Regions from separate parts of the Homo sapiens genome. Here regions 2, 3, 4 and 5 are each linked to region 1. A link is a contact called in ENCODE Hi-C or POLR2A ChIA-PET data. All regions are on one chromosome and are shown on one strand. Each heading gives the region's core, a stretch centred on a gene start or an enhancer-like site at or near the end of the contact. The rest is flanking DNA. Distances are from core to core; before and after follow the strand shown. Region 1 holds the start of RTN2 (reticulon 2). Region 2 holds the start of RELB (RELB proto-oncogene, NF-kB subunit). Region 3 holds the start of GEMIN7 (gem nuclear organelle associated protein 7). Region 4 holds the start of MYPOP (Myb related transcription factor, partner of profilin). Region 5 holds the start of RSPH6A (radial spoke head 6 homolog A).

Region 1 (5,005 bases), core at 874-3,373:
ACGCTCGCGACACGGCCAGAGAGCCCTCGACGCGGCGGCGGCGGATGGTGCCGCCAGCGGCGTGGATGCGCTCGCGTTCCCGGGGTCGAAGGGGCCGGTGGTCCTCTGTGCTGAAGGCCACGGCGCCAGCGCGGCTCAGCACCGCGCGGGAGTCACCGCAGTGCGCCAGGTACAGAAACCGCGGGGAGACCAGCAACACCACGGCCGTGCAGCCGCCCGTTTCCACGCGGGGCCAGAGGGAGCGCAGGCGCTCGTCGGCGCTCAAGAAGGCTCGGCGCAGCGCCTCGCGCACGCCCTCGGGCTCGCTAGGCTCCGGGCCCAGCTCCTGGAGCACATGGCCTGGCAAATGGCGTGCACCGAAGCGGGCAGCTCGAGCCCCACCGTGGCCGTCGAGGACGGCAAACAAGGCCCAGCCCGGGGGCAGACCAGGTAACGAAAGCCAAGTGCAGTGAGCATCCTCCATGCGCGCGCGCCAGCCTTGCGCTGCGCTCGCCCCGAAGCGCAGGCCCCCAGACGCCTCGGCACCCCCGTGCGGCCGCTGGGCGCGGCGCGGCGCTGTCAACAGAGACCGAGGCCCTTCGGGGGCCCTGCGCCCCGCCTCCTCCTCCTCCTCTTCCTCCCTCCCCTCCTTCTCCCTCTCCTTTTTCTTGCAAGCGGTCCAGAGGAGACGCTGCAGCTGGCGGGCCAGGACCGCCATCCTTCAGCCCTGGGATCAGGAAGGCTCCACCCTGTACACCTGCCCGCCCCCTCCATTAATCCCCTCCGCTGTGAGATTTTAAACCATCTAAATCTCCTTCCTGTCCTTTGACCTGCTCTTTAGGCGGGTCACTAGAAGGAATTACACTTCTGGGTCTCCTGTTTCCTGCACCTACAAAGCGGGGTTTGGGATCTGAATCAGGAAAAAAAAAGAAAAAAGATAATACTGTACCAGTGGCAAACTATTACATAGTACTAATGTGTCACACACTGTTATACATCATCATCTCCAGTTTACATATGGAAGAAGAAACAGAGTCACAGAAGTAACCGGTGTTCCAGGGAAACTAATTCTAGAATCTGTGTTCTCAACACAACACTCAGTCCAAGCTCCTCCCACCTCAGTGGTACAGCCCCCAGCCTCAAAACCTGTAAATACCATACTTGGCCGGGCGCGGTGGCTCACGCCTATAACCCCAGCACTTAGGGAGGCCGAGGCAGGCGGATCGCTTAAGCCCAGGAGTTTGAGACCAGCCTGGGAAACATAGCGAGACCCCGTCTCTACAAAAATTAACATTTAGCCAGGCGCGGTGGAACACACCTGTGATCCCAGCTACTCAGGAGGCTTAGGTGGGAGGATCACCTGAGCCCGGGAGGTCGAGGCTGCAGTGAGCCGTGATCGTATCACTGCACTCCAGCCTGGGCAACAGAGCGAGACCCTGTCTCAAAAAGATATATATATATATATATATATATATATATATATATATATATACATATTTTTTTTTTCTTTACTGTTTTTAGTTCGACCCCTCCCCTCTGGGGCTTCGCTTATTTTCTCTTCCAGGCCCCGCCCATCCAGGATTCAGGCACACAGCTCCAGACCCTTCTAATTTTCGCAGACCTGGAATCGCCTGGAATCCGACCCCACCCAGTTATATTTGAATAATTCCCTGTTGCTTTAGCCCTGCCCACGTTTGAGCTCCTCCGCGTGCCCCAAAAGTTTCTGAATCGTTTCATTCGGCCCCCTTTCTCGCTCCCTCTGCAAATCTAGGCTCGGACCCTACCTCAGAGCATTAGAATCTTTCCACCCCCTCCTCAATGGCACCCCGAGCACCACCCCAACCCACCCAGGGATCCACGCTCTCATCCTCTCTGCCGTGGCTCGTTCACCATCCTCTCCCAAGTCCCTCGCCAGACTCCAGGCCTCCTTCCCTCTTCCCCTAAAGGCTGCGCCCTCTGCGATCTAGGCCCCGCCCTTCAGGCCGCTTTCCCCTCCTTCCTGGCTCCGTAGCCCACCCTCTTGGTTCCGCCCCTTTAGTAAGAAGGCCACGCCCCTCCGCCTGATCCTCGGCGTTTCCCCGCCCCTCACCCTCCCTCTGGTACCGCCCCGCCCGTCTTCTGGCCCCGCCCCCGGCCGCGCGCTGCAGTGCCTTCCCCACCTCGGCCCCGCCCGCCCCCGCCGAGCCGAGCACCAGGGCGGCGGCGGCGGCGGCGGCGGCGGCGGCGGCTGGAGCAGCCCGGGAGGAGGAGGCGGCGAGAATGGCAGCGGCGTCGTGGGCGCGGCGGAGATGAGCGCCCGCGACCCCGGGCCCAGGGCGGCACAGCCGGAGTGGGCGGGGGTCCCGATGCAGGCCCGAGGGGGGCCATGGGGCAGGTCCTGCCGGTCTTCGCCCACTGCAGTGAGTAGAGGAAGACTGGGGCCTGGTGTGGGCCCCAGAGGTTCAGGTGGGGTACTCCCCGGTGTCCCCTCGGCGCTTGCCCGCAGGAGAGCCGGGATGGGGGGAGGAGGCATAGGAGACAAAGGAAGCTCTCCCCTCCCCCGCGCTCTGGCGGCGACGGGGGTAGCCTGACCCGGAGGACCTGGACGAAACAGGGCGGAGGTGAGGGGGCACTGAGACAGCAGGCGGGGGGCGCGCTGCGCTCTGGGACGTACCGCCCGGCCCCGCCCGGGAGCGAGGACGCGCGCGGGGAGCTGTCCCCTGGCTCTGGTGCTGGCCGCAGCTGGCGGGGAGGGGGTTGAACGGAGGGTAGAGCCAGGATGGAAAACAGGGGTCTGGCTCCCAATCACTTGCCTTCGCATCCCATCCCCGTTTTCTGTCCAAGAGGCAGCCCCGACCTCGCCCAAACTGTCCAACCCTGTCCCGGGAAAACAGCCATCCGTGGTTTGGGGGCAAGGACTCATGGGTTCTTAGCGGTCTTTACCACTGGTTAATGGTAATCCTGGGGAAGACCCACACCATTCCAGGCCTCCTATTCCCCAGCTGAGGAAACGAGGTGAGGGCACAGGGCGTCAGATTTCAATTTCCAAACCGCATTGAGCATCATCTATGTGCAAAGCTCTGAACTAGCTCTAAGGGGCTGGATTCCCAGCTGAAAACGCCTAGCCTCACAATCTCTGAGCTCACAGCTATAACAGTCCATGTCTACCGTTCTCTGTCCCACACATGGGGGTTCTGACAGCTGGGGATTTCAACACCCTTAGATCTAGCCATTTCCATGTCTCGCGTGTCCAGATGCCAAAATTCTAAGAATTGGTGATTTCAGCATTTTCGAGTATCATCCCAACATTCTATGATCTTGTCGTTAACTTCAGATTACAAAGGGAGGACCACCTCGTCTGTCTCTCCCCACCGCCCTTACCTCTCTGTTCTCACCTCCCACTCCTCTCCTCCTCAGTCACTCTTCTCCAGTCATATCTTCGCACCTCTCAGTTCCTCAGATGCCAAGCATGGTGCCTGGCTCAGGGCCTTTGCACTGGCTTTCTTCTCTACCTGGAAGACGTCCCTGAACATCTGCATGGCTTCCTCACTTCCTTCAGATCTCTGCTCAAACGTCATCTTATCAGAGAAGCCTTCTTGACCACCCTATGAGAAACAGCACCCCTTCACTTTCTCTTCCCCTACCCTTCTTTACTTTGCTCCCTATGCTCATCTGCACCCGACGTCATATATTCACTTGTTTATTGTTTGTCTATCCCAAAGAGTGTCAGCTCTAGGAGGGCAGGGATTTTGTCTGTTTTCTTCACAGCTGTATCCCCAGGACCTAGAACAGTGCCTGGCACATAGTAGGTGCTCAATAAGTGGTTGTTGAACGAATGAATGAATTGAAACCTCCTAAGATTCCTACTTTGAAGACTCTAAGATTAAGATTCCTGGATTTGGACTTCAAAGACTCTGAGCTTCATCAGGCAGTGATGCTAGGTTTTAGAGTCTGTGTGCAGAATGTTCTAAAAATCCCGTGATTCAAATATTCTAAGATTCCAGGACTGGGACACTTCTGTGATTCGGACAGTCTAAGCTTCTAAGAGTCTTCGATTCTTTCCCTCTCGCAGAAGAAGCTCCGTCTACAGCCTCCTCAACTCCTGATTCCACAGAAGGTAAGTGGTGGGGAGCATGTGAAGGGGCTCAGGGCTGGGCAGCTCAGGGACCTGCTGAGGGAAACAAGGCTCTCCTTCACCCACTGCAGGAGGGAACGACGACTCTGATTTTCGAGAGCTGCACACAGCCCGGGAATTCTCAGAGGAGGACGAGGAGGAGACCACGTCGCAGGACTGGGGCACCCCCCGGGAGCTGACCTTCTCCTACATCGCCTTTGATGGTGTAGTGGGCTCCGGGGGCCGCAGGGATTCAACTGCCCGCCGCCCCCGCCCCCAGGGCCGCTCAGTCTCGGAACCACGAGACCAGCACCCTCAGCCCAGCCTGGGCGACAGCTTGGAGAGCATCCCCAGCCTGAGCCAATCCCCGGAGCCTGGACGACGGGGTGATCCTGACACCGCGCCTCCATCCGAGCGCCCTCTGGAAGACCTGAGGCTTCGGTTGGACCATCTGGGCTGGGTGGCCCGGGGAACGGGATCCGGGGAGGACTCTTCCACCAGCAGCTCCACCCCGCTGGAAGACGAAGAACCCCAAGAACCCAACAGATTGGAGACAGGAGAAGCTGGGGAAGGTGAGATGTCCGAGGTGCTGGGACCAAAGCCAAGAGGGGTGGGTGGTTTCTCCTTGGGGCACCTCCAAGAAGAAAGCTCACGGCCTCCTCTCTCTACCGTATCAGAACTGGACCTACGACTCCGACTTGCTCAGCCCTCATCGCCCGAGGTCTTGACTCCCCAGCTCAGTCCGGGCTCTGGGACACCCCAGGCCGGTACTCCGTCCCCATCCCGATCGCGAGATTCGAACTCTGGGCCCGAAGAGCCATTGCTGGAAGAGGAAGAAAAGCAGTGGGGGCCACTGGAGCGAGAGCCAGTAAGGGGACAGTGCCTCGATAGCACGGACCAATTAGAATTCACGGTGGAGCCACGCCTTCTAGG
Region 2 (5,005 bases), core at 1,114-3,613, 500 kb after region 1:
ATTATTATACCACTAACAGTTAACACTTACTGAACCCTTACTGTGTGCCAGATACTGCTTGGAAAGTGTACCTGTATCAATTCATTGAATACTCTCAATTTCCCTGAAAGAGAGGCACTGTTATTCTGTCCATCTTACAGATGAGGAAAACTGAGGCCTGAACTGGGGAACTGACTTGCAGACATTCACACAGGGAGGGGCGATGACAGCAGTATGTAAACCCCAGCTCCAAAGCCCAGGATGGCAGTGATTACCTTCTACTAAGCCACAGTGAATCTCTAAAGAAGCCTTTGCGCATGGATAGGTGGTAAGATTTACCTGTCACGCTTTTTTTTTTTTTTTTTTTTTTTTTGAGTCGGAGTCTCGCTCTGTCTCCCAGGCTGGAGTGCAGTGGTGCGATCTCGGCTCACTGCAAGCTCCGCCTCCCAGGTTCACGCCATTCTCCTGCCTCAGCCTCCCGAGTAGCTGGGACTACAGGAGCCCGCCACCACGCCCGGCTAATTTTGTTTTTGTATTTTCAGTAGAGACGGGGTTTCACCGTGTTAGCCAGGATGGTCTCGATCTCCTGACCTCGTGATCCGTCCGCCTCGGCCTCCCAAAGTGCTGGGACTACAGGCGTGAGCCACCGCGCCCGGCCACCTGTCACGCTCTTAACAGTCCAAGAGGTAAGAAAACCTAGGGGGCCCATCTCAACTGGCAGGGAGGGATGCACCCTGTCAGGAGAAAGCTGAGGTGGACCTCGTGAACCCCCAAACAGAGACATCTCTGTGGAGTCCTCCCAACCTCATCCTGCATGAGCGAGTGGGCAGGAACTGTGGAGGGCTGCTCACCTGTGCTCCTGGAAACGGCGAGCGAGAGTGAGGAGAGGTCGGGGGACCCTGCAGAGAAGGAGAAACGTCTCAGGAGGTGATGGGGGGCAGCCAGAGGACCAGAGAATATCCCAAGGAAGCCCCACCCCTTCCTCTTCTAGCCCTTCCCCTCTGGATCAGGCCCCTCGCCCTGACTGCCCCCCTGCGTCTGGCCAGGCTTACCAGCTAAATCATGGACAGGTCCTGGCCTTTAGTTTCTGTGGTTCGCCCCACCCTTCATCACACTCAGGGCCCGCTCCTTTTCTCCCTTAAAGTTGGGCCTGGAGGGGACCCCATCTCAATCTCAGTTTAAAAAGTCCCCATCCCGCTGGGCACAAGGGCTCACACCTGTAATCCCAGCACTTTGAGAGGCCGAGGCGTGCGGATCACCTGAGGTCAGAAGTTCGAGGCCAGTCTGACCAGCATGGTGAAACCCCGTCTCTAGTAAAACTACAAAAATTAGCCGGGTGTGGTGGCGGGCACCTGTAATTCCAGCTACTCGGGGGGCTGAGGCAGGAGAACTGCTTGAGCCCGGGAGGCAGAGGTTGCAGTGAGCCTAGATCGTGCCACTGCACTCCAGCCTGGGCGACAGAGCGAGACTCCATCTCAAAAGAAAAAAACAAAAAACAAACAAAAAAAAACATCCTCCTGTCAGGGTCAGACCACTTTTAATTTTTTCAATGTCAAGGCTCCGCTTCTCCGTCTGGAGGCAAGCCCCACCCCCTCCTCATTCTCTGTGTCGGGCCCCGCCCTGCTTTTTTGGGTAACAGGCCCTTCCCCTCCACTCGGCCAGAGTCAGGCCCCGCCCCTTCCCCTTCTTTCGGCCAACTCAGGCCCCGCCCCCTTCCTGCCCTCACGGCCAGGCCCCGCCCCCTCACCCCTCAGCGTAGGGCCCTGCTTCCTTTTTTGAGTCAGGCCCGGCCCTCTTCTCATAGTCCGGGTCGGATCCCGCCCCTCTTCTCCCTCTCTGGGCCCGGCCCCGCCCCGATACCGCCCAAGAGCAGCTTTCGCTCCGCCTTCTCTGAGTCAGGCCACGCCCCCTTCTTTGCCTCAGGGTCAGGCCCCGCCCCCTCTCACTCTACAGCGGGACGCCTCGCTCGAACCTCGGGCCGTACCCCCTCATCACCCTCTGCCTTCTTCCTACGCCCTAATACAGTGTCTCAGGAACCCTCACTCTGCCCCCGCGAAACCCTTAGACTCCCATAGGAACCCCCAGACTACTCCGGGACCGCCAGAATCCCCGCATCTCCAGCCCCGCCCCAGACCCCTCTCCTGAACCCCAGCCCCGCTTACCTAAGGCCCCCAGCTCCGGCGCAGCCGGCGGTCTGGCGACGCGGCGACTCGGCATGGCCCGGCCAGTGGGGACGGACGGCCCAGAGGCTGGCCCAGACCGAAGCATGCACGCGGGCCGGCCGGGCGGCCGGGAGGCACGGTCTGGTGGACGATCGCGGGTCGGACGAGCGGCGCAAGGGCTGGGGCCGCAGGCCGGGCAGGACGCGCGGCGCCCGGGGCTGCGCGGGGCGCGGGGCCGGGCCGGGCGGGCGGCGGGCGGGGGCGGGGCGGCGGAATTCCCCGGCGCCGCCGGCCTGCGCGCCCATTGGTCTGCACCCCGCCGTGACGTCACGCCTGGGGAACGGGAAAACCCCCACGCGTCACGTGATCGCGGGGGCGGGGCCGGCCGGGAAAGGGAGGCTGGGCGCTCAGGAGGGGTTGGGCAGGCGTCGCTGCCCATTGCTCTGGACGAGACAACTGAGGCCTGCTTAGAGCCATCACGCCTTACCCATTGAGCAAGCCGGCAAACTGAGCCGCTCCCCGCTTTGGTCTCCCAGTGGGACTTGAACCTGCCGTTTCTCAGGCTGGAAGGGGAGCTTCAGGATCGAGAGGTTGGCAGGGCTCTACACCTGCCATCCATAATAATATTTCGGAAACCTCCAAGGTCTCGCTACACCTCAGTTTCCTCAACCGTAAATTGAGGATGAAGATATTTAAGGAACGTTTAAAGCTAGCGTGTCAGCTTCAGAATTTATGTTTTGTGCGTTGTTGTAACCCCAACGCCTAGACCAGCGCCTGGAACACCGTAGGTGCCCAATAAATGTTTATTGGAGGCCGGGCGCGGTGGTTCATGCCTGTAATCTCAGCACTTTGGGAGGCCGAGGCAGGCACATCACGAGGTCAGGATTTCGAGACCAGCCTGACCGACATGGTGAAATCCCATCTCTACTAAAAATACAAAAATTAGCTGGGCGTGTTGGTGTGCGCCTGTAATGCCAGCTACTCCGGAGGCTGAGGCAGGAGAATAGCTTGAACCTGGGAGGCGGAGGTTGCAGTGAGCTGAGATCGTGCCACTGCACTCCAGCCTGGGCAACAGAGCGAGACTCCCATCTCAAAAAAAAAAAAGTTTATTGGATGAATGCATGGATGTTTTATTTATTGGTTTGTTCCTCCCTGCAGCCCCTGAAAGTTACCCATAAATAGCCCAGACCACTTTGAGCTCAAAAGCTCAGTTATTCAGTCTGCGAATGGCAGCAGTGTAGCCTCCGTATACATCCTGAGCTGTGTGCCTAAACCCTGAGCTCATCCCTATCACCAGCGCCAGAAGCATATGATAGGATTATTGCAGAAGGGACTCAGGCTGAAAGAGGGGCAGCCATTTGGCTAGATCACATTCCTAAGCCTCTCATATTCCTGAGAACGACTAGGTGATCTATTAGGTTCTAAGTTGGATGCCAGGCGCTCTCAGACCACAGATGCAGGGTTTGTTGTCTTTCCTTTGCTTGTATAAAATTTGGGTGTTCTGGCTAGGCACGGTGGCTCACACCTGTAACCCCAATACTTTGGGAGGCCGAGGCAGGAGGATTGCTTGAGCCTGGGAGGTTGAGGCTGCAGTGAGCTGTGATGACGCTATTGCACTCCAGCCTGGGTGACAGAGTGAGACCTTGTCTCAAAAAGAAAAAGAAATAACTCTGTAAGTTGAATGTTCACAACAATTGTGTGAAGTATATGGTGTTATTGATCCCCACATAGCAGATGAGAAAACTGAAACCCGGCAAAATTAATTTCTCCAAGGTCACACAAATTAATAGACACAAATATTTAAAACACAAAATTCTTAGAACAGGGCCTGGCACATGTGGGTGCTATATACAAATGTGAACTTTTTTTTTTTTTTTGAGGCAGGGTGTCACTCTGTCACCGAGGTTGGAGTGCAGTGGCAGGAACATGGTTCACCACAGCCTCAACCTCCTGGACTAAGGGGATCCTCTCACCTCAGCCTCCAGAGTAGCTGGGACTACAGGCACACACCACCGCATCCGGCTAATGTTTTCTTTTCTTTTCTTTCTTTTTTTTTTTGAGAGATGGAGTCTCGCTCTGTCACCCAGGCTGCAGTGCAGTGGTGCGATCTCAGCTCACTGCAATCTCTGCCTCCCGGGTTCAAGCGATTCTCCTGCCTCAGCTTCCCAAGTAGCTGGGACTACAGGCATGAGCCACTGCGCCCAGCCTGTTTTCTATTTTTGTAGAGAGAGGATCTGTTGCTTAGGCTGAGCCAGTGCACCTGGCCAAAGGGCAACTAACTATTAACATCATTTTATTTAATACTCATGACCGTCCTATTATTAGACCCACTTTACAGACGGGAAACTGAAGCTCAGAGAGATGAAGTCAGTTGCCTGAGGCCACACAGCTGGTGAGCTGGGACCACAGGTGTGCGCCACCATGCCTGGCCTAATTTTTGTGTTTTTAGCAGAGATGAGGTTTCACCATGTTGCCCAAGCTGGTCTCAAACTCCTGGATTCAAGCGAGCTGCCTACCTCAGCCTCCCAAAGTGCTGGGACTACATTTCTTTCTTTCTTTTTTTTTTTTTTTTTTTAGTAGAGATGGGGTTTCACCATGTTGTCCAGGCTGGTCTTGAACTCCTGACCTCAGGTGATCCGCCTGTCTTGGCCTCCCAAAGTGCTGGGATTACAGTCGTGAGCCACTGTGCCCAGCCCTATTTCTTTCTTTTTTTTTTTTTGTTGAGATGGAGTCTTCCTCTGCCACCCAGGCTGGAGTGCAGTGGCGCGATCTCGGCTCACTGCAAGCTCCTACTCCCGGGTTCACGCCATTCTGCTCCTCAGCCTCCCGAGTAGCTGGGACTACAGGCGCCCGCCACCATGCCT
Region 3 (5,005 bases), core at 1-2,500, 420 kb after region 1:
CAGCTACGCAGGAGGCTGAGGCAGGAGAATCCCTTGAACCAGGGAGACGGAGGTTGCAGTGAGCGGAGATCACGCCTCTGCACCCCAGCCTGGGCCACAGAGTGAGACTCTGTTTCAAAAAAAAAAAAAAAAAAATCATTTCCTTGGTGCAAGCTGGAGGGTGGAGGAAGAGGGAGCAAACTCTGGTCCTCACCCGTGCCCCATGTAGAAAGGCAGACTGTGGAGCCAAGGTGTGACCTGATAAGAAACTGGTTTAAGAAAGATCACACAGGGTGTGCCCAGGAGGGTAGAGGCAGGCGTTATCCATTGTCCCTGGTGACCTGGCCCCAGAGGCCTTTATCCTTTCAGTCTCCAAGGCAAGGATTTCCGAAGGTTTCAGGGAAAAATGCCCAAGCCCATCCCCCACGACTTGAAAAACTAGTCTGTTAGATTCAAGAGCCCAACACTTAGGTCAATGGCAGGGGCAGGGGTTTCACAGACCTCCCTCCTGGTGGCCCCGGTGCTCCAGAGAGGAGATCAGCTCAGTGGACAAACATTTGGCCAACTCTTCACAATTGCCAGGGTGTGGAACCAGCTGAGTTGTCAACAGAGAAGCCGCCAGACCTAATTAATTAACCAAGGTGTTGACGTGTCCACAGACACACACACACATACAGACATCATCGGCTGCTGAATCTTGATGCAAATTAGCTAAATGGGGCCACCCGAGAGGGTCAGAACCCCAAGCACAGAATCTCTCCCCTCCCCTTCTCCCCTGGGGCCGGTCAGTTTCCTTTCAATTCCGCCCTGACCACCCATTGCTCTCCTTTTCTTATACTAAGTAGGTCCTCCCGGCCCCCAGGCGTCCACTCCCCACACCGCCCTGGGCGTTCGGACTGGACCTTCTTCCCACCTCCAGGCTCAGACTGAGCGAGCGATTCCGCTCCAGGTAAAGCGGGATGACTGCCACCGATGCTTCTGTTATCGTGGCCATTTATTATTTTCCGGAGGGGAAGTTTTTCTCCTTCTCCCTTCTCCTCACCCCACCCGCGTGGGGCATTCCCGCTGCCGGCGATCGGGATCAAACAGTCCCTGATAGGAGCGTCTGGGGACCAGAACGTCCCTCCAGCCGGCGCTGCAGGCGCGGTCCTACCTCTTTCCGTCACTCAGGGCGTTGCACTGGGGTGAGCGTCCAGAGCTGGGGCCGGGGAGAGGGAACCTGCTGGCGACCCCCCACCACCTTGTACTCACCGAGGTCCGCGGCTACTGGTGTCCCCACTTCCGCCGGCGCCCCCGCTGCAGAGGCCCGGGCAGGCCGCAAGCCGCGGAGCCTGGGTTCCGCCCGCGCCGCCGCCACTGCCCCACGTGGTCGCGGGCTGGCTCGCAGGCTTGGAAGCCAGCACAGCCCGGGTCGCCACCTGGCCCGCGGCTTTGCGGGGCACTTGGGACCGATCTTCCTGCCTGCGAGTTGGGGGCGTCTGGGATGCCCATTTTAGGCAGGAAGAAACTGAGGTTCAGAGAGGGGAAGACTTCCTCCCTGCTGGGTTAAGGGCAGAGCTCGGTCTTTGCATCCCCATCCCCCTACACATACCCACTCCTAACCCCTTGCTTCCAGTGGGAACCCCCGCTCCTCTACAGGAAACCTGGAGATCATGGTTTCAGATGCCGCATACTAAGAAAGTAGCTGGGCTGGATCAGAGGCGGTCATTTTGTCCTCCAGCTCTCCCTGCAGTCCCATTTTACAAAGGGGGAAACTGAGGCCTTGAATGGGGAATATGAACCTCCCTATTCCAGGCCCAGTCAGAATTCACTTTCTCCTTGCGGGGTCCTCTTTACGCAGGGATCCTGTGGGCCTTTGCTTTCCACTAGATCACCAAGGCCTAGTGCCAGGTACACAATTTGGTGCTCTGCAAATATCTGTTGAAAGAATATCATCAGACACATAGTAGGTGCGCAATAAATATTTGTTGACTTAACTATGAACGAGTAGGGGTTGTATTTATGAACAAGACAGACTCCCATCCTGCCTCCTAGAACCTACGTTCTAGTGGGGGTAGAAGGGACAGAATAGGGTAAAATGAGCAAATATGTAAACAAGATCCTTCAGGGTTTGATCAAAGTGATGTATAAAGAATAAAATAGGCCGGGCACGGTGGCTCACGCCTGTAATTCCAGCACTTTGGGAGGCTGAGGCGGGTGGATCACCTGAGGTCAGGAGTTCGAGACCAGCCTGGCCAACATGGTGAAACCCTGTCTCTACTAAAAATAGAAAAATTAGCCGGGCATCTGTAATCCCAGCTACTCCGGAGGCTCAGGCAGGAGAATCACTTGAACCCGGGAGGCGGAGGTTGCAGTGAGCTGAGGTCGTGCCACTGCACTCCAGCCTGGGCAACAAGAGTGAAACTCCATCTCAAAAAAAAAAAAAAAAAAAAAGAGTAAAATAAGGGCAATGGGATAGTGGGTGGCTGGGTTGCCATGGAACTTAAAATTGGGTGGTCTGAGGCTGAGTGCAGTGTCTCACACCTGTAATCTCAGCACTTTGGGATGCTGAAGCAGGAGGAGCGCTTCAAGCCAAGAGTTTCAGACCAACCAGGGCAACAAAGCGAGTCCCTGTCTCTATTTAAAAATAATTTTTTTTGAAAAATTAAAAATTACAAAAAAAAAAAGGGTGATCAGAGGAGGCGGCAGTGAAGAAGAAACCACCTCAGATAACCCTCTAGTTCCAACCTGCCCTACCTCCTTTGACAGATGGAGAAAGTGAGATCCAAGAGGGAACTGGGGACAGATGGAGGTCATGGAGTGTAATTTGCAAGGCCTTCAGCAGGGTGGGGCTACTTTAGATACTGTTGGTCAGGGCCCTCTGCTCTCAGGAGGACAATGGAACCCAGACCTGAATAACAATGTGCAGAACTCCAAGAGATCAGCATCTGAAATCAGCATCTGGGCTGAGGACAGCTGGGGGAGGACAGGTTCTTGCCCTGACCTCAGGGGGCTTGCATTGGGTGGGGGAGAGGACAGTCCACAAGCCGTTCTATACTGTCGTGCAGTCGGTGCCAGGAAGAAAAGAATACTCATCAGGGATTGAGGGTGGGGCAGGGTGTCGATGCCACTTCAAACAGTGAGCAGACAGAACTGCTTAGGGGAGGGAAGTTCAAGGAGGCGGAGTGGAGGCAGGTGAGCTGCTTGGCTATTTGGTTTTAATGGCGACTTCTGGTCTAGGAACAGAGTCGATGTGTATGATTACAGTCCTCCTCTGCTCAAAACCCTCCTAAGGCTCCGGTCTCAGGAAAACCAAAAGACCTTAAAGCGATCAAAAGATTGCTTGGATCTGCCCCCATATTTTCACTGAACTCAATCCCCAACCCGTATTGCCTCTCCCTTTCCTTGTAATTCCTCAATGCCCAGGCCCACTGGCTGGGCTTCCTTCCCTCCAGCCTCAGCTCCACCATGCCCTTTCCCATCATAGGGGAGAAAATTGAATCCCTCAACCCCAGTAACCCTCTCCGCCTTTCCAGCTTTCTTTTGCTCCATGGCACTGGTCATCATGAAGGGCCATCTATATTTTACGTAATTATGTTTATAGTGTCTTCCCCCACCGTCTGAACTCCGTGCAAACAAAGATTATCTTCTGTTTATTCCCTCCTGTATTCTCAGGGCTTCAAACAGAGCCTGGCGCACAGGAGGCACTCAGTGAATGCTTGCAAAATGAATTTTTATTGTAATGCATTTAATGAAATAGCCCAGATTACTATCAGGCACCTAATAAGAAACGTGACCGACTATTTTTCTCGCTTGGGGGTGCGTGTGGGCATGCCGTGTCTCAGTTTCACCCGCCCTAAAACGGGATCAGGGATAGCTGTTTCAATGCCTTGTGGGAACTCGGTGTGATTAAATTTGGTCACTAAGCCAAACGCACGGGACACTGCCTAGATTGAGTTAGGCCGCCGTCAGGGCCCCAGCAGGGCGGCTCGGTCCCCTCCCATGAGCCCCGCCCTGGTAGGCGGAGCCACGGGCCCGGCCAGCACGTGTAAGAGTTCGCGGCGGGTCGCCGCAGTCACTCACCTGAGCGCGCACGGTCCGCGCGTCCTCCGCTCGTGCGTCCTCCGCCCGCCCGCCTGCCTGCCTGCCCGCCCGCTCGCTCGCCCGGCCCGCGACTCATGTCCCGCCGCAAGGCCGGCAGCGCGCCCCGCCGAGTAGAGCCCGCGCCCGCCGCCAACCCAGACGACGAGATGGAAATGCAGGACCTCGTCATCGAACTCAAGCCCGAGCCAGACGCGCAGCCCCAACAGGCCCCAAGGCTGGGGCCCTTCTCCCCGAAGGAGGTGTCCTCGGCGGGGCGGTTCGGCGGCGAACCCCACCACTCCCCTGGCCCCATGCCCGCCGGGGCCGCCCTCCTCGCCCTCGGCCCGCGGAACCCGTGGACCCTGTGGACGCCGTTGACCCCGAACTATCCCGGTGAGCACCCCGGGCCCTGGGCCCAGCCTCCCTTACCTTTGACCCTCGGGTGGGACCCTTCCCTTTGGGCATGGGCCCCTCGCCCTGCCTTATCTCCTTCGCCCCGTCCTGCCCCTCAGGCCCCCTTCTGACCTTCGGTTTCCCCTCTCCTTCAGCACCCTCAGCCCCCATCCTGGCCCCACCCCACGCTCACCACCCGCTTCCTCCCTGCAGACCGCCAGCCCTGGACCGACAAACACCCAGATCTGTTGACCTGCGGCCGCTGCCTGCAGACCTTCCCGTTGGAGGCCATCACTGCCTTCATGGACCACAAGAAGCTGGGCTGTCAGCTCTTCAGAGGCCCCAGCCGCGGCCAGGGCTCAGGTGAGTAAAGCCGGGTGCAGTCCCCCTCTCAAGTTCGAGGGCTGGGCTTCCTGCTGGAAAGGGGCTGGGCTGGACGGCAGGGCACTGAGCACTACTTCCCCTTTCTCGCTCCCCATCGGGTGCAGCCTAGGCGTGGCCAGGGCCTGCCCGTCCTAGGGCAGGGACCAGTGGTGGCGGTGGAGGGGGGGCGGGGGGGGACTGGGCAGGG
Region 4 (5,005 bases), core at 1,313-3,812, 410 kb before region 1:
TGTGTGTCTCCTCTTCTTATAAAGACACCGGGAATGAGGAATGACGGGTCCACCCTACACTGGTATGGCTACCTCTCAACGAATTCCCTCTCCAAGGACCCTATTTCCAAATAAGGTCACATTCTGAAGCACTGGGGGATCAGGACTTCAGCCTCTCTTTTTGGGGGAAACAGTTCAACCTGTTGGTCACTTTACACTCACGTATCTTTTTTTGATTGTGTTTTTTTTGTTGTTGTTCTTATTTTTTTAATTTAATTTTTTTTTGAGGCAGAGTCTCACGCTGTCCCCCAGGCTGGAATGCAGTGGCGCAGTCTCAGCTCACTGCAAGCTCAGCCTCCCGGGTTCATGCCATTCTCCTGCCTCAGCCTCCCGAGTAGCTGGGACTTCAGGCGCCTGCCACCACTCCCGGCTAATTTTTTGTATTTTTAGTAGAGACGGGGTTTCACCATGTTAGTCAGGATGGTCTCAATCTCCTGACCTCGTGATCCACCTGCCTCGGCCTCCCAAAGTGCTGGGATTACAGGAATGAGCCACTGCGCCCGGCCTTTTTTTTAATTTTTTTGAGACAGAGTCTCACTCTGTCGCCCAGGCTGGAGTGCAGTGGTGAGATCTCGGTTCCCTGCAATCTGTGCCTCCTAGGCTCAAGAGATTCTCCTGCCTCAGCCTCCCGAGTAGCTAGGATTACAGGCACATGGCACAACACCCAGCTATTTTTTTTTTTTTTGAATTTTTAATAGAGACAGGGTTCCACCATGTTGGCCAGGCTGGTCTCGAACTCCTGACCTCAGATGATCCACCTGTCTCAGCCTCCCAAAGTGTTGGGATTACAGGCGTGAGCCACTGCACCCAGCCTTACATTCACCACATCTTACCTGACCCCACACCCCCAAGTGAGAACCTGGGCCAGAGACTTGGGTTTCACCTAGACATCTTCCTTTCCCTCGCTAGCGCGACACTCACCATGCTTTCCATATATTCTCTCAAATGTCTCTCCGTGTCCCCCTTGACACTGTCCCTGTCTTAGTTTAGTCTCCCCTCGCTTTCCTAATCCTTTTCTTACCCCTGCTCATGACTTTTTTTGACTCTACCCAGTAGTCTTGCTCCCTCCCACCCACCCTCCACACAGCAGGCAGAGGGGCCTTTTTTTTCTCTCTCTCTTCTTTTGAGACAGGGTCTTACTCTGTTGCCCAAGCTGGAGAGCAGTGGCCTGATCATAGCTCACTGCAGCCTGCAACTCCTGGGCTCAAGCGATCCTCCCGCCTCAGCCTCCCAAGTAGCTGGGACTACAGGCATGTATTTTTTTTTTTTTTTTTTTTGAGACGGAGTCTCACTCTGTCGTCCAGGTGGAGTGCAGTGGTGCAATCTCAGCTCACTGCAACCTCTGCCTCCCGGGGTTAAGCGATTCTCGTGCCTCAGCCTCCCGAGTAGCTGGGATTACAGGCATGCACCACCATGCCCAGCTAGTTTTTGTATTTTCAGTAGAGATGGGGTTTCACTGTGTTGGCCAGGCTTGTCTCGAACCCCTGACCTCAGGTAATCCGCCCGCCTTGGCTTCCCAAAGTGCTGGGATTACAGGCGTGAGCTCCACCGCGCCCGGCCCAGGCTACGGATTTTAGCTTTTATGTTCATTGTACCAGGAACTGTGTAAGTGCTCATGTATATTTATTGAGTCGATGAATGAAGCACCAATTGTCGAATGACCTTGAGGACTCCTGCAGGATGCTAACGAACACACTTCTCAGCCGGACTGAGCTCCATCATCCTGCCATGCGGCTCACCCCACCTGCGTTCTGGCTTCATTCCTGTCTCCATGCACTTGCTTAAAGTCGTGCCGGCGTCAGGATCTCCCTTCCTACCAGCCAGGAAGCTCTTCCCTCTTATTTTCCCCGCTCCTCGAGGTAAAGGTGCGCACAGAGGGGCCCCCAAGGCGTGACTGGAAGGCTTGTGGGTCGCTATGGTTACTGCATCCGCCCGGGGCGGGACATCCCCAGGACGCCCAGCCTCTAGGGGTGCGAGGTGGGAAGCTCTGGAGCGGCCCAGCGCAGGGGCGGGCAAGCCAGGAGGCAAAGCGGTTTCCTCACGCCTCCACCCCACCCACACAGTTGTCAAGGAGACAAAGCGCTTCCCTTCAGCGCTGTCTCCCTCCCCTTTGGTTAGAGGGCAGGGTGGGCTGGAAGACTGTCCGAAAGGTTGGGTACTGGCGCGCTCCCAGCATCTCTCCCATCCAAGCTCGCAACGCCTGCGCCGAGACCCGGTACCGGGTACAACCCGAGGCACGCGCATGCGCGCGATGGAGTTTTTGCGCGTGCGCCGTTGTGGCCCCAGGAAGCTGGGGTACCCGCGCGGCGCTAACGTTGCGGCTGCGCAGTTGCGGCCTGCTGGTGGGGCTCGGCGGAGCGCAGTTCTGCGCCTGCGCTGTGCTGGGGTAGGTGGGAATGAAACCCTGGCGGTAAGGGCATTGGGGCCGACTGGCCCTGGGCGCGCCTGCGCCTTGGCATGCGGGGCGGCCGGAGGCGGGGCCGAAAGAGGGGAGGGAGGGAGGCGGGGGGTGGGAACAGGCCGCAGAAGCCCGAGCCCTGACCCACCGGCGGCTGCGGCGGAGCCGGTGAGTGACCCGTGGCCCGACTCGGTCCCCACCCTCCGCGACCTTCGCTCTCCCTGCCGTCCCCCGTAGCCTCCGTTGTCTCCTTGTGATACGGGACCCCCGTTATTTCCAGAGCTCCCCTTAATTTCTGGCAATCCCCAGAGCCCCCACAATCCTCGCAGACCCTGATCCCTAATATTTGATCGTTCCAGCTCTTCCAGTGATACAGGAGCTCCCACCTCACCATTATTCCTGGACATCCCTCTAAGGGCCCTTCTCATATCGGTCTTACAGACGCCCCGTTGCCCCCTAGAGCCCCTAGAGCGCCTCCTCTGCTCCAGATTCCCCCCTTCTTGCTGCATCCCCCCTTCCGCATCTCCTTATCTTCATGCATCTAAGACCCCCCCGAGGCACCCCCATCCTCCCTCCATTTCCTATCCTCCCGTGCCCCCATTCTCTAACTCCTGCAGACACCTCCTCTCCTCGCACTTTTCCTCCTTTCCTTCCATCCCTCCAGACCCTCCCCCAATTTCTATCAACTCTTCAGCGTGGCACTTCGCGCCGCGCGAAGTCCGAGCCAAGCGCTCAGCCGGTGTCAGCTACTCTTAGGCGCTTCCGACTTACCCGGGTGCCCGTCGCCCCCGCCCGCCCCCCGCCCCCACTCCTGCCCCCGGGGACTAAGGAGCTCTCGGCCCGGCGGTCTGGGAGAGGCGGCGGCGGGGGGACCCCGAACCCCAGCCAGCCCCGTGCGCCCTTTGCCCGCAGCGCCGGCGCCCCCCATGCGCCAGACGGCAGGACGGCGGCGTCGGGGGGCGCCATGGCCTCGGCGGCGGCGGGCGAAGCGGAGGAAACCACCCGGTTGCGCAAGCCGCGCTTCTCATTCGAAGAGAACCAGATCCTGATCCGCGAGGTGCGCGCCCACTACCCGCAGCTCTACGGCGCGCAGAGCCGTCGGGTGAGCGTGGCAGAGCGGCGGCGCGTGTGGGACGGCATCGCCGCCAAGATCAACGGTATCACCAGCTGGAAGCGCACGGGCCAGGAGGTGCAGAAGCGCTGGAACGACTTCAAGCGCCGCACCAAGGAGAAGCTCGCTCGCGTGCCGCACTCCACGCAGGGCGCCGGGCCCGCCGCGGAGGACGCTTTCTCCGCGGAAGAGGAGACCATTTTTGCCATCCTGGGGCCAGGTGTGGCGGCGCCGGGGGCAGGTGCTGGGGCGGAGGAGCCCCCTGCGGCCCCCTCTTCACAGCCGCCGCCCCCAAGCGCCTGCCCTCAGCGCTACGTGTTGTCGGAAGACCGCCGGGAGGACCGACGTGCAGGTGAGTGTCTTCAGAGTAGGCTGTGTGCCTGCGCTGTTGCAAGCCTTTTACATGTCTCATCAAAGCCTTGCTGCAGCCCTGTGAGGTGGATGCTGTCCTTCGCCCCATTTTATAGCTAGGGAAACTGAAGCTCAGAAAAATGAAATGACTTGCCTCAGTTCCGATAGCTAGTAACTGTCAAGAGCCAGGAATGGAACCAGATTTAGGAGGCCTGACTCAGGTCCACACCTGGGGTCATCAGCACAGGCAGGATTTCATTAAATGCAGTGTCGAGTAGTGACTCTGGAGGCAGGCTGCCTGGGCTCCGATCACAACTTTGCCACTGAACTGTGTCATCTGAGTAAGTTACTGTACTTCAGTTGCTGCATCTGTAAAATGGAGATAAAAATAGTCTGCACCTCAAAGCGTTGCTGTGAAGATTAAATGAGCTAATATGGGTAAGTTGCTTAGTTCAGCACCTCCTCAACTCTCATTGTTAGTTCTTGATAGAATCATCAATGCGGTAAGATGCATACTATTTCACTATTTCATAAATAAAAGACTCAGACATGTTTGGTAATTTTCCCAAGGTCATGCCTTGGATAGAGGTGTGGAGAGCTGACTACAGAAACTTCCTGCTTAGCCTTGATTCTGGATTATTTCTTCTACAGCCGTTCCCTGAGCACCTGCCCCATGCTCGATGAGGTTGGGGACACATGGATGACTGAGCCAGTCTAGTAGGGGGGTGGGGAAGACGGTGATGACTTGAGGGAGCAGGGCTGGGGTAGGGGATCCCAGGGACTGTGGGAGCCCAGAGAGGGTTTCTGATTTCGGTGGGGGGGGGGGTGGTCCAGGAGGGCTTCCTGGAGGAGGGGACATCAGAGCTGAGATGCAAAGAGTAAGAATGAAGAACTGGGAAAGTATTTTTGGTAGAGGGAACAGCATGTACAATGGCTTGGAGGCAAGAAAGCTTGGCCAGTTTGGGAAACTAAAAGAAGTTGCGGGGAAAAGAGTGTAGAGTGGAAAGGTTGAAGAAAAGTAACATTTTGAGATGAGTTCAGAGAGGTCAGCAAAGGCCAGACCATACTGGGCCTTTAGGCCAAGGTGAGGAGTTTGGATTTTATCC
Region 5 (5,005 bases), core at 1,707-4,206, 320 kb before region 1:
AGAAGTCAGGGCTTTAGAAGTCTTCCCCTCACATGGGCAGACAGCAGAGGCCGGGACTCCCACCTCCCAGGGGGCAGCTGGGCAGAGAGGACAGGCCCACTCTCCGCCTCCTCGCAGCCACCAACCTGTGCTTTGCGGAGCGGAACGTGTACACGTCAGAGGTGCTGGCCGTGGTGATGCAGCAGCTGATGGAGCAGAGCCCCCTGCCCATGCTGCTCATGAGGACCGTCATCCAGTCCCTGACCATGTACCCCCGCCTGGGGGGCTTCGTCATGAACATCCTGTCCCGCCTCATCATGAAGCAGGTAACCCATCCCCGGCCACCCCGCCTCCAGGCTGCAGACAGCAGCTTCTAGCCTGCTTGCCCTCCCCTTCCCCCGTCTGACCCCGGAGGGAGCCCGGTGGAGGACAGCAGGCTCTGCTCTGCCTCCTGCCAAGAAAATAGCAGTGCTCCAGGGTGTATGACTGGGCCAGCTCCCAGGTGATGAGGGAGGGCAGCTGGGTGGTAGGAGCTGTGGTAACCCTCAAGGGGTGTGCACCCGGGAGAGGCATGGCTGCTCCTCACCCTCCACCGCTGTGTGCCCGGCCAGGATGCATCCCAGAGCTGAAAAATGGCCCAGTTTTTTAAGAGGTGCTAGAAATTTGGGCTTTAGAAATACCACGATAAGGCCAGGTGTGATGGTTCACACCTGTAATGCCAACTCTTTGGGAGGCCGAGACAGGAGGACTGCTTGAGCCCAGGAGTTTGGGGCTGCAGTGAGGAAGAAACGCGCCACTCACTGCACTCTAGCCTGGGCGGCAGAGTAAGACCATCTCTCAAAAAAAAAAAAAAAAAAAAAAAAAAAAGAGAACAAAAAAACCAAACCCCGCAGGACTAATGTCGCCCCCTGGAGGCTGCGGTGAGAATGTACATGTGACCCAGGACAGGTCCCGGCACCGGCACGGACCTCCGCTGTTTAGCAGGGGTAATTTCGCCCCCTGGAGGCTGCCGTGAGAATGTCATGAGAGGTGCTCCCGCAGCACTTAGCCTGGGCCTGGCCCAGGGGGAGCTCTGGTAAAAGGCGGCTGAGTTTTCTTCCACCCCCTTCCCAAGTTGCCCTCGTGGTCCAGCCGCCTGGATCGGGAAGACAAAGGCCTCTGGAGGGAGGTCGGGGCTGCTTGTTGCCCATCCAGAGGAATCTTGGATGGTGGGATTTGGGCATGGTCTTGGCAAGGTCTTTCTCCCAGTGTCAAGGCTCGGGGGGATGCCTGTGTGCCTCTCCCGACGGCTCCCTCCCTCCCTGGTTCAGGTGTGGAAGTACCCCAAGGTGTGGGAGGGCTTCATCAAGTGCTGCCAGCGCACAAAGCCCCAGAGCTTCCAGGTCATCCTGCAGCTGCCGCCCCAGCAGCTGGGAGCCGTCTTTGACAAGTGCCCAGAGCTCCGGGAGCCCCTGCTGGCCCATGTCCGCTCCTTCACCCCCCACCAGGTACCCCTTCCCCCCACCAGGTACCCTTTCCCCCCACCCAGGGTGTGCGGTGGGCGGCCCCCTGGGTCCCTCTGGTTGGTGGGGACTGGATGGAGGCGGACACAAGAAGGCCCTGCACTGCTGGGAGTTCTGGAGGGTTAGGGCCCCCGGACCTGAGGTGTGCAAATGGGGTCTCTGTGCCAGAGCTGCCCCCAGCGCCCCCTTCCTGCTCTCCACCCAGCAAGCTCACATCCCTAACTCCATCATGACCATCTTGGAGGCCAGCGGCAAGCAGGAGCCAGAGGCCAAGGAGGCGCCTGCGGGGCCCTTGGAGGAGGTGAGGGCCCTGCAGCCCACCCATCTGGATCCCCAGACTCCCACCCCCTACCCCAAGCCAGCAAGGCTCACCATGGCCTCCTCCTGACCCCGAGAGACTCAGGCCACCCCTGCCTCTGGGCCACCCGTCTCCCAGGGGATGCTCCTGCTGGGAGTTGGGGGTCTGGGGGACAACTGCCCCTTCCTCCCCATGCTCTTGGTGAAGAACTCAAAGACCACCTCAGGGTGGTTCCTTCTCTTTCCGGCCGTCCTCTGAGCCACCCACCTCTGAGCTTCTGTGTGGCCCTCCCTATCCCCAGGATGATCTGGAGCCCCTGACCTTGGCCCCGGCCCCAGCACCCCGGCCCCCTCAGGACCTCATCGGCCTGCGACTGGCCCAGGAGAAGGCCTTAAAGCGGCAGCTGGAGGAGGAACAGAAGCTGAAGCCGGGAGGAGTGGGAGCCCCCTCCTCTTCCTCCCCCTCTCCCTCTCCGTCGGCCCGGCCAGGCCCGCCCCCGTCTGAGGAAGCCATGGATTTCCGGGAGGAGGGGCCTGAGTGCGAGACCCCGGGCATCTTCATCAGCATGGATGACGACTCGGGGCTGACCGAGGCCGCGCTGTTGGACTCTAGTCTCGAGGGCCCCCTACCCAAGGTAGGGAGAGCAGCCTCCGCTGCGAAGGAAGAAGCCGGATCTGGGCCGGGGTGAAGGTGGGGGAGGAGGGGCCATCAGGGGGCAGGGCCTGAAGGGGAGCGTGGAGGTGACCGCGCCCTCCACCCGGCTGCCCTTTCCTTCCCCGGTCACCAGGAGACGGCAGCGGGCGGGCTGACCTTGAAGGAGGAGCGGAGCCCCCAGACCCTCGCACCTGTTGGAGAAGATGCTATGAAGACTCCCAGCCCGGCTGCCGAGGACGCCAGGGAACCCGAGGCCAAGGGGAACAGCTGACGGGGCTCGAGGGGGAAAGGGGGTGGGACAGGGACTCGGGGCTGGGGGACGGGGCGGGGCTTGACCTGCGGGTGCTTTGCCTTAAAAAGAAATAAAAGATGTGAACTTGGGCAAGTTACTGAAAAGAAAAAAAAAAAGGGATGGCGGGCCTGGGGCGCGGGTGCCGTCTCGAGTCTGGCGCGACGTCCACCGTGGGGCTGCGCGGGATCGGGAGTGCGCGCCCAGAGCCTGCGCGGAACCCACCCTGGCCCGCTCCCCGCGCCCTCCACGGGTAACGGCCCCCTCTCTCGGTGCTCAGAAACCGGCGGTGTCGACAGGTGGCTCTCGCTTGGCCTCCTTGTCTGCAAGCCTTTCTCCTAGAGATCTGTGCCTCCTGGCGAACCATGGGAGACCTGCCGCCCTACCCTGAGCGCCCTGCCCAGCAGCCTCCGGGCCGGAGGACTTCTCAGGCCTCCCAGAGGCGGCACAGTCGGGACCAAGCTCAGGCCCTGGCAGCGGACCCCGAGGAGAGGCAGCAGATACCTCCAGACGCCCAGCGAAACGCCCCTGGTTGGTCACAGAGGGGCAGCCTGTCCCAACAGGAGAACTTGCTGATGCCCCAGGTCTTCCAGGCTGAGGAAGCCCGGCTGGGTGGCATGGAGTACCCATCTGTGAACACGGGCTTTCCCTCAGAGTTCCAGCCTCAGCCTTACTCTGATGAAAGCAGGATGCAGGTCGCCGAGCTCACCACCAGCCTAATGCTGCAGCGGCTCCAGCAGGGCCAAAGCAGCCTGTTCCAGCAACTGGACCCCACCTTCCAGGAGCCCCCAGTCAACCCCTTGGGCCAGTTCAACCTCTACCAGACAGACCAGTTCTCTGAAGGTGCCCAGCACGGGCCTTACATAAGGGATGACCCTGCCCTTCAGTTCTTGCCCTCTGAGCTGGGCTTCCCACACTACAGTGCCCAGGTGCCTGAGCCCGAGCCTCTGGAGCTGGCCGTGCAGAACGCCAAGGCCTACCTGCTGCAGACCAGCATCAATTGCGACCTCAGCCTGTGAGCAGGGGCTAGGAGTGGGGCGGGTGGGGGACCCAGGCAGGGAGGGGCCCCACCCGAAGTGCCTGCCTCAGTCAGTCAGACAAGGGATCATCCCTCATGGAAAACCAGTGACTCTAATTCAGCTGAGTCGGAATCAATGCCAACAACAGCTAGCATTCACTTCCCAGACATGTGCTGGCACTGCACACACTCACCTAATTCTCACCGGAGATGAGCACATCAGCTCATCCTACTTTACAGAGGAGGAGACCGAGACACAGAGAAGTTGGGTCGCTTACCCAAAACTACACAGCTAGGATATGGCAGAGTCAGGATTCCAGAACACGTGATTTGGCTCCCCAAGCCCTCTTGCTTTTTTTTTCCCCCAGACATAGTCTCACCCTGTCACCCAGGCTGGAGCACAGTGGCGTGGTCTTGGCTTAGGGCAACCTCTCCTTCCCAAGTTCAAGTGATTCTTCTGCTTCAGCCTCCCGAGTAGTTGGGGTTACAGGCGCGCTCCACTTCACCCAGCTAATTTTTGTATTTTTAGTAGAGGCAAGATTTCACCATGTTGCCCAGGCTAGTCTCAAACTCGACCTCAAGTGATCCGCCCATCTCAGCCTCCCAAAGTGCTAGGATTGCAGGCATGAACCACCGTGCCCAGCCCTCCTGAGACCCTCTTATCCTGCAACTAAACCTCCCTGCCTGAGGAAGATACTTGCCAAAGCCACTTAGCTACAGTCACAAAACACTGCTCTCAGCCTCCATTAGATACCCAGGATGCTCTCATTCTAGGAGAGTGGACAAGAAACAGAAAAAGTGATAAACTGAAGCTAAGGACTCAGGTGAAAAATAAGGGAGGCTAAGAGGGCTAGGGAACACATGAAATAGTGGGGGTCCAACCAGGTGCGGTGGCTCACGCCTGTTATCCCAGCACTTGAGGAGGCCAAGACGGGCGGATCACCTGAGGTCAGGAGTTCGAGACCAGCCTTGCCAACATGGCGAAACCCTGTCTCTACTAAAAAATACAAAAATTATCAGGGCATGGTAGCATGGGCCTGTAATCCCAGCTCCTCGGGAGGTTGAGGCAGGAGAATCACTTGAACCCGGGCGGCAGAGGTTGCAGTGAGCCGAGATCGTGCCACTGCACTCCAGCCTGGGCAACAGAGCGAGACTCCATCTCAAAAAAATAAATTGTGTGGGTCAGTGAAGGCCTGTCCAAGGAGGTGACATTTGATTAGGGCCCTGAAGGAGTCGAGGGAGAGCATCTTGCAGATGACCGGAGG

Evidence for each region. Hi-C counts contacts between places; a loop is a spot of excess contacts on that map. ChIA-PET counts read pairs that join two places held with the same protein, here RNA polymerase II (POLR2A). Pooled maps may share reads with other maps.
Region 2: a loop to region 1 is called in a map of CD8-positive, alpha-beta T cell, with 10 times the contacts of the local background. The contact joins the promoter of RELB here to the promoter of RTN2 in region 1. A Hi-C loop is called at or near these places in 3 of 168 maps with a recorded cell type or tissue (CD8-positive, alpha-beta T cell, ascending aorta and naive thymus-derived CD4-positive, alpha-beta T cell), 2 of 37 single-sample maps with no recorded cell type and 13 of 50 pooled maps. POLR2A ChIA-PET finds 5 or more read pairs at or near these places in 2 of 52 experiments (activated B cell and activated T-cell).
Region 3: a pooled map shows a loop between it and region 1 (4-fold over the local background). The contact joins the promoter of GEMIN7 here to the promoter of RTN2 in region 1. A Hi-C loop is called at or near these places in 3 of 37 single-sample maps with no recorded cell type and 9 of 50 pooled maps. POLR2A ChIA-PET finds 5 or more read pairs at or near these places in 2 of 52 experiments (HEK293T and WTC11).
Region 4: a loop to region 1 is called in a pooled map, with 8 times the contacts of the local background. The contact joins the promoter of MYPOP here to the promoter of RTN2 in region 1. A Hi-C loop is called at or near these places in 7 of 50 pooled maps. POLR2A ChIA-PET finds 5 or more read pairs at or near these places in 2 of 52 experiments (H1 and PC-9).
Region 5: a loop to region 1 is called in a pooled map, with 2.8 times the contacts of the local background. The contact joins the promoter of RSPH6A here to the promoter of RTN2 in region 1. A Hi-C loop is called at or near these places in 1 of 168 maps with a recorded cell type or tissue (CD8-positive, alpha-beta T cell) and 1 of 50 pooled maps. POLR2A ChIA-PET finds 5 or more read pairs at or near these places in 1 of 52 experiments (WTC11).

The regions. Positions count from the first base shown.
Region 1 is chr19:45,494,165-45,499,169 of GRCh38, reverse strand. It overlaps RTN2 (reticulon 2), which reads left to right and starts at 2,123. Exons shown (of 11, transcript NM_005619.5): 1 at 2,123-2,378; 2 at 4,031-4,075; 3 at 4,165-4,644; 4 at 4,750-5,004. The coding sequence starts at 2,345. It overlaps PPM1N (protein phosphatase, Mg2+/Mn2+ dependent 1N (putative)), which reads right to left and starts at 727. Exons shown (of 5, transcript NM_001080401.2): 1 at 1-727. The coding sequence starts at 697. RefSeq lists silencers at 430-499, 1,915-2,224.
Region 2 is chr19:44,998,822-45,003,826 of GRCh38, reverse strand. It overlaps RELB (RELB proto-oncogene, NF-kB subunit), which reads right to left and starts at 2,363. Exons shown (of 12, transcript NM_006509.4): 1 at 2,142-2,363; 2 at 831-878. The coding sequence starts at 2,247. RefSeq lists silencers at 1,530-1,809, 2,130-2,539.
Region 3 is chr19:45,075,505-45,080,509 of GRCh38, reverse strand. GEMIN7 (gem nuclear organelle associated protein 7) reads right to left here and starts at 1,250. Exons shown (of 3, transcript NM_024707.3): 1 at 1,133-1,250; 2 at 481-603. ZNF296 (zinc finger protein 296) reads left to right here and starts at 4,032. Exons shown (of 3, transcript NM_145288.3): 1 at 4,032-4,434; 2 at 4,648-4,797. The coding sequence starts at 4,137. RefSeq lists an enhancer at 236-1,003 and silencers at 1,173-1,432, 3,836-4,245, 4,336-4,575, 4,906-5,005.
Region 4 is chr19:45,900,170-45,905,174 of GRCh38, reverse strand. MYPOP (Myb related transcription factor, partner of profilin) reads left to right here and starts at 2,562. Exons shown (of 3, transcript NM_001012643.4): 1 at 2,562-2,605; 2 at 3,350-3,900. The coding sequence starts at 3,402. RefSeq lists silencers at 1,870-1,949, 2,510-2,559 and enhancers at 2,210-2,319, 2,750-2,799.
Region 5 is chr19:45,813,259-45,818,263 of GRCh38, reverse strand. It overlaps RSPH6A (radial spoke head 6 homolog A), which reads left to right and starts at 2,956. Exons shown (of 6, transcript NM_030785.4): 1 at 2,956-3,737. The coding sequence starts at 3,088. It overlaps SYMPK (symplekin scaffold protein), which reads left to right. Exons shown (of 27, transcript NM_004819.3): 23 at 118-305; 24 at 1,290-1,466; 25 at 1,687-1,782; 26 at 2,081-2,413; 27 at 2,567-2,854. The coding sequence ends at 2,704. RefSeq lists a silencer at 963-1,052 and an enhancer at 1,213-1,282.